Regions from separate parts of the Homo sapiens genome. Here region 1 is linked to region 2. The links are chromatin contacts, found by Hi-C or POLR2A ChIA-PET in ENCODE. All regions are on one chromosome and are shown on one strand. Each heading gives the region's core, a stretch centred on a gene start or an enhancer-like site at or near the end of the contact. The rest is flanking DNA. Distances are from core to core; before and after follow the strand shown. Region 1 has its middle 76 kb from the start of LINC02621. Region 2 overlaps LINC02625 (long intergenic non-protein coding RNA 2625).

Region 1 (2,700 bases), core at 65-2,564, 350 kb after region 2:
AGAGGAACCAAAGATGACTTAAAGGTTTTGACCTGAGCAACTGGAAGGATCGAGTTGGTGTTTACTAGATGAATAAAACTGTGAGAAGGTCAGAATTGGAACAGAATAGCAGAAGATCTTTTTAAAGTTTGAAATGACTACTATGCTTCCAAGTGCAGCAATTTAATAGGAGCTGCAACACACAAGTTAAGTCCTCACTTAACGTCATCAGTAGGTACTTGGAAACTTCAGCTTTAAGGAAACACACAATGGAACCAAATTACTGCAGGCTAATTGATATAAACAAGAGCTAAGTTCCTATGGCATATTTCTGGTCACAAAAACATCACCAAACTTCTAAAGAGTAAAACACTTCTAATATTAAACACTGAAATAAATGCGAACTATATATACTTTTAAGAAAGATTAATAAAAACAAGATAATTATTACCCAATTATTCCAGATGAGGGTTGAGGGTGGCCAGAGTCCACCCCAGCAGCTCAGGGTGCAAAGCGGAAGCCACCCTGGCCAGGACGCCATACCCTAGCAGGGGGCACCTCACACACACACCCACACAGGCTGGGACAATGTAGACACACCAATTCACCTGACATGCACATCTTTGGGATGTGGGAGGAAACCAGAATACCCAGAGAAAACCCACACAGACATGGGGAGAACATGGGAACTCCACACAGACAGGGGCCCCGGGCAGAAATCAATTTTTTTCCAATCAACAGTATAATGAAATGACACTGAATGGAATGATGTTATTTGAGGACCAACTGTCATTGCGTGTATGTATACATGTACACATTTTTATTTTACTTTTTATTAAGTCTTTATTATGTTATTATTTATTTATTTCAATAGGTTTTTGGGGGACCACATGGTGTTTGGTTACATGAGTAAGTTCTTTAGTGGTGATTTCTGAGATTTTGGTGCACCCATCACCCACATGCACACATTTCTAAATGCATAAAAAATTTTTGGAAATATACATTAAAAATTATTAACAGTGGTTACCTCTGGGTAATAGGAATCTTTGGAAACTGGCACTGGAATGTTAGAGGAGGAAGTAATATATGTTTTTGTTTTTTGATACCTTTCTGTATCATGTATGTACGTATATATGTATTACTATGTTCTATGTTACTTTTATGATTAAAAATTACTTAAAATTCTTGTGGTTGGTGAAATGAACCAAGTCACTGCAAACAGAAGTCTTACTAGGAAAGTCCACATTGGATCAGGGGTTTATAAGGTCCTTTCAAGCTCTGACATTGATTTCTGCAACTGGGTGTTAACTGGTAAGTCTCCCCGTCATTTCCTCCATAGGCTTCTGTGAAATTTGGTGTGTGAACAGCCTCTCTAATTCATCTGCTTCATCTTGAAAACAGTACCAAGAGCTCTCGGTGCTTAAATACCTCACAGGAAATTTGAGGTTGGATGAGATAAGGTGTTCAAATACTTTGAGTTACCACAAACACAGGTGCTCATGTAGGCACAATATTATGAGTCCTGGAATATTAACAGACCTAGTAAAAAGAAGCTGTTTCTGCCTTTTGATCACATAGGCATTTTGATACTCATGAACTCCATTTAGTCTGCGGTGGAATGAGTGTTTCTCCACAAACAGTATTAATTTTAGCATTTTTGTTCATGCCTTCTGTCAAACAAGATTTCTTCAGCCTTTGATTTTTATCAAGATTCACTTTATTCTTCAAAGCATTTAATTCAAGGTTCACTCCATCAGTGGGTGGATTAGTTGAGTAACTGAAATACCAGTGTTGAATGCCATAGTAGTTATAATATTTCTCTTCACAGGAGATATATTTACCAAAGTCATGTACTAATGAACAATGAAGTGACTGTCCAAATAGCAGACACCTGGTAAACACTGAATGGAAAATAAACATGGACAGCTCTACAAAATGTTTACTCAATGACTCTTAAATATTCTTCTAAGGTCACTATTATGTGTCAGGTGCCGTACTGGGTGCTAGGAATACAGGAAGGAGACGCGTTGTCTTTTCCCTCATGAAGCTTACATTCTACTAGAGAAATGTCACATTGTATTTTAAATTTTTCACACTGGTTCTAATGAAGTATTTGAGAAGCTATGTGAAGAGGAATTTGGAAGTTGCTGGCAGTTTCTGGAGATTATGTAGTTGATTACTATTATTCTGAAAAACAAAAAAAATCACCTTTAGTCACCCACAGAGGTAAAGAGAAAACCAGAAAGTCACCACCAATCAGAATCACAAAAGGCAGTCAGTGGAAAAGATTGCAAGTTTCAGGAAAAATGAGTTGTCTTAATATGTAAAAAAGCCTTTCTTAGAACTGGAACTTACAAGAAATGGGCTGAAAATTCTAAAAGCAAACAACCTTAAAGAATAATGTCAAACAGAGGCTGGATATTCATGAATATGATTGGTTGGGAGCATGGCTTCCGCCTACAGAAAGAGGTTGAAGTAGATTACCTCTGAGGAGCCTTCCTAGTCTAATTGAATAAGTACTGCAGTTATGAAATTATATTTTCTCTAGAGAACCCTTTCTCAACAACCAAATAACCCAAGTCGCTAATATTCTATTTATATTTTATAATTTCTTAACCAAGATCTCAAATAAGAACTAAGTAAAGAAAAAAACAGGCCTTGTTAGTTACTGAAGAGTAAATAGAAGTATAGTTTTCACTAGACAGTCTTGCCTGAAGCTCA
Region 2 (2,700 bases), core at 122-2,621:
GTGGCTTAATGTATATTCGACACTTATTGGGCATTAGATTTAAGACCGAAAGGTAAGTAAATTACCCCCAAGATTGCCCAGCTAGTTAAAAACAGAGCTGGGACTGGAACCCATATGTCTTAGCTTTCCCGTCTTCCAAAATAGTTGTTTGATGGCTGCTCAGAAACTGATGGAGAACAGAGTTTTCTTCTGCAAGGATACCAGCACAGCTTCAACAGTCACGTTTTTAGGGGCAAACATCTCTTTCCTCTTACAGGTGGCCTCTAAGCCCCAACCTCTTTACCTCCTTCTAGCTTCCAAATCTTCCAATCTTTGAATGTCTACTACTCAAAGCAATTTTTCCCAAAGTATATTCCTCAGAACATTCACTTAAACATCCAGCGTAATTTCTAGGTTTAAAAATAATGAGGATGACCAACTGACAGGATAAGAATTATGAAGGTAGTGTTTGAGTAACAGAATAAAATGTTTGGAATATTTCTCTAGGATAATAATGACATATTTTGTTTTTTAAAAATTGGCTTGGAGAATGTTTTTATTTTTTAAAAAATTATTCCTTAGCCAAATATATTTGAGAAATAAGACATCTCTTAGAAAGGGACTATGCAAATTAGCATATAGAGGTTACTAAGGAGTTTTGCATCTAGACACTTTTTAACCCAGCAGTTCCAGAGCATAATGAAATATGAAAACATTTCTCAGCACAATACTTATTACCATCCTTGGAATGCCACAAAACACATTTTAAGAAACACCAGAATTGATTTTTACCCCAGGCATCAAATGGAAGGGACATATGTTAACGCAAGCTCTATGAGAGCAGGTTTTTCTAGTTTTTTCACTGCTTAGGACAGTACCTGGCACACAGTAGAGATTAACTGATTATTTGTTGAAGAATATATGCTCATGGAAATAGCAACTTGGGATTTGGGACATCAGCCCCTGGTAGAGAAGAAGCCAGCACATTAGGTTGTGGGTCTCTGATCTGGTTGTTCTCAGCCAGAAGGTCCCCATGGAGTTGGCTATCCTAAAAGAAGAAGGCCCCCATCCACCCAGGAAGGGCTTCTTGCCAACCAAGATGGCAGGTCCCCACCAGAGTAGAACAGGCATGCAATACAGGCCACAGCTGCCTAATTCACTGGTATCAGTATTTCCACGGATGCCAGTCTTCATGACTTCCACACAAAAATCAGGTTCCCTTACAAATCTGAGTCAATAGGCTTTAAACTGAGCACTCATGAAAGAATAAACTCCACTCCCCTACTCACAGCCAGCCCTCTGGCCTTGTCTAGGCCACGGCCAGGAGCACTAGGGAGGGAAAAGGAAGGTAGCTTCAACTTTTCCTGGCAAAGTGGCCTTCCTTTTCAGAACCTGTAGCTCAGCTAAGTGGAGACACCTGGTGTTTGTTGTTGCAACTTCAAGAACAATACATTAAGACTCGGGGCAGAAAATCAGGCTTTTCATAAAAATTGTGTCATCAAAAAGACGGTTCAGGAAGAAAAAATGCAAATGGCAGCCCAACTCACCCCTACAAGACTTTTTCCCCCTCAATATTTCTACCATCTGAATAGCTTTTCTCCGTATTCCTGTATGTAAAACATGGGGGAAAAAAAACACAATAGCAAGGCACCTAAAATTTGTGAGAATCCAGAAAAGAGAAGAAATCATCTTTCCTGGTTGCTCCATTTTGTCAGGTGTTAAATCAGAGTGCTAACTTTTGTATAATAACTGTTTGCTAATACTTAATAAGTAGCCGGTGTAACACAGTTCCAAAAAATTTTTTTGTTGTTGTTAAGCCTATGCAAGGCCAAAGGAGTATTAAAGTTTCACTACGGAAGAAATATGGCCACTGCCAAGAACTGATTAGTCATAAAATCCGAGGCATTATCATCATCCATCATTGCCTTTCTTTTAATGACTGAACTAAAAAGAGAGACATCAAAGTTTTCAAAATAAGGTTATAAAAATGCTGTACGCAGATGAGGCCTCCAAATATTTTGATAGAACCTGAACAAAAAAAATATAGAAAAATCATTGAAACAAATCACAAAACATATGTTGTTATGTTTTGCTCTAAAAAGCATGAAGTTTATCCAGAACCCTATTATGGTAACTGCTTAGCTTTTCATGCATTCCTAAATTACCATGTAATCTAAAACGTTGTTTTCAGCTGCCCTGTATTGGAAAGTCCCTTAAAATAATCAGGATGATTACAGGCTAGTATTCAGAAAGAAACTTGCTTGTATTATTGTAAATGAAAGTATTATTTATCGGGCAGCCTCCTTTAAAGAAAAAAAAAAAACCCTATCTCAGAAGCACAGAAATACAATGTATTCAGGAAATACCTAAACCAAGGATTGCATTTTGGGCTCTCTACATTTTCAAACACATGGATAGTTGGTGTAAAAATATGTTCTTTTTCTGCAGGGACTTGACTGTAATTAGTGTGTGCCAAAACTCTCTCACAGAGATTTCATTGTCTTATCTACTTACATCATCTTAATGCGATTTTATTTTACTTTGTCAAAGTCATATTAATGTAAATGTGTTCTTGATAGCAAACAGAGTTCTTTTTTATGCAAAACAGGATTCAGCTGACTCTAATAAAACAGCTTGCAGTCTATTAGACTATAACAGTAATGTGCTTATTTTGTTTCTCAAATCAAGACTGTGTCAGAAAGCTATAGATGGAGATTTGTC

What was found. Hi-C counts contacts between places; a loop is a spot of excess contacts on that map. ChIA-PET counts read pairs that join two places held with the same protein, here RNA polymerase II (POLR2A).
Region 1: a loop to region 2 is called in a map with no recorded cell type, with 4 times the contacts of the local background. The contact joins two enhancer-like sites. A Hi-C loop is called at or near these places in 1 of 168 maps with a recorded cell type or tissue (A673) and 1 of 37 single-sample maps with no recorded cell type. POLR2A ChIA-PET finds 5 or more read pairs at or near these places in 1 of 52 experiments (IMR-90).

The regions. Positions count from the first base shown.
Region 1 is chr10:62,182,222-62,184,921 of GRCh38, forward strand. It overlaps a transcript of RTKN2 not described here. Among named protein-coding and RNA genes, the nearest start is that of LINC02621, 76 kb to the right of the region's middle. Within about 2 kb of position 1,315, at least 5 of the 41 ENCODE cell types and tissues checked have a DNase peak (open chromatin) inside an H3K27ac peak, as active enhancers do.
Region 2 is chr10:61,833,905-61,836,604 of GRCh38, forward strand. All of the region lies in intron 2 of LINC02625 (long intergenic non-protein coding RNA 2625), which reads right to left. Among named protein-coding and RNA genes, the nearest start is that of LINC02625, 33 kb to the right of the region's middle. Within about 2 kb of position 1,372, at least 11 of the 41 ENCODE cell types and tissues checked have a DNase peak (open chromatin) inside an H3K27ac peak, as active enhancers do.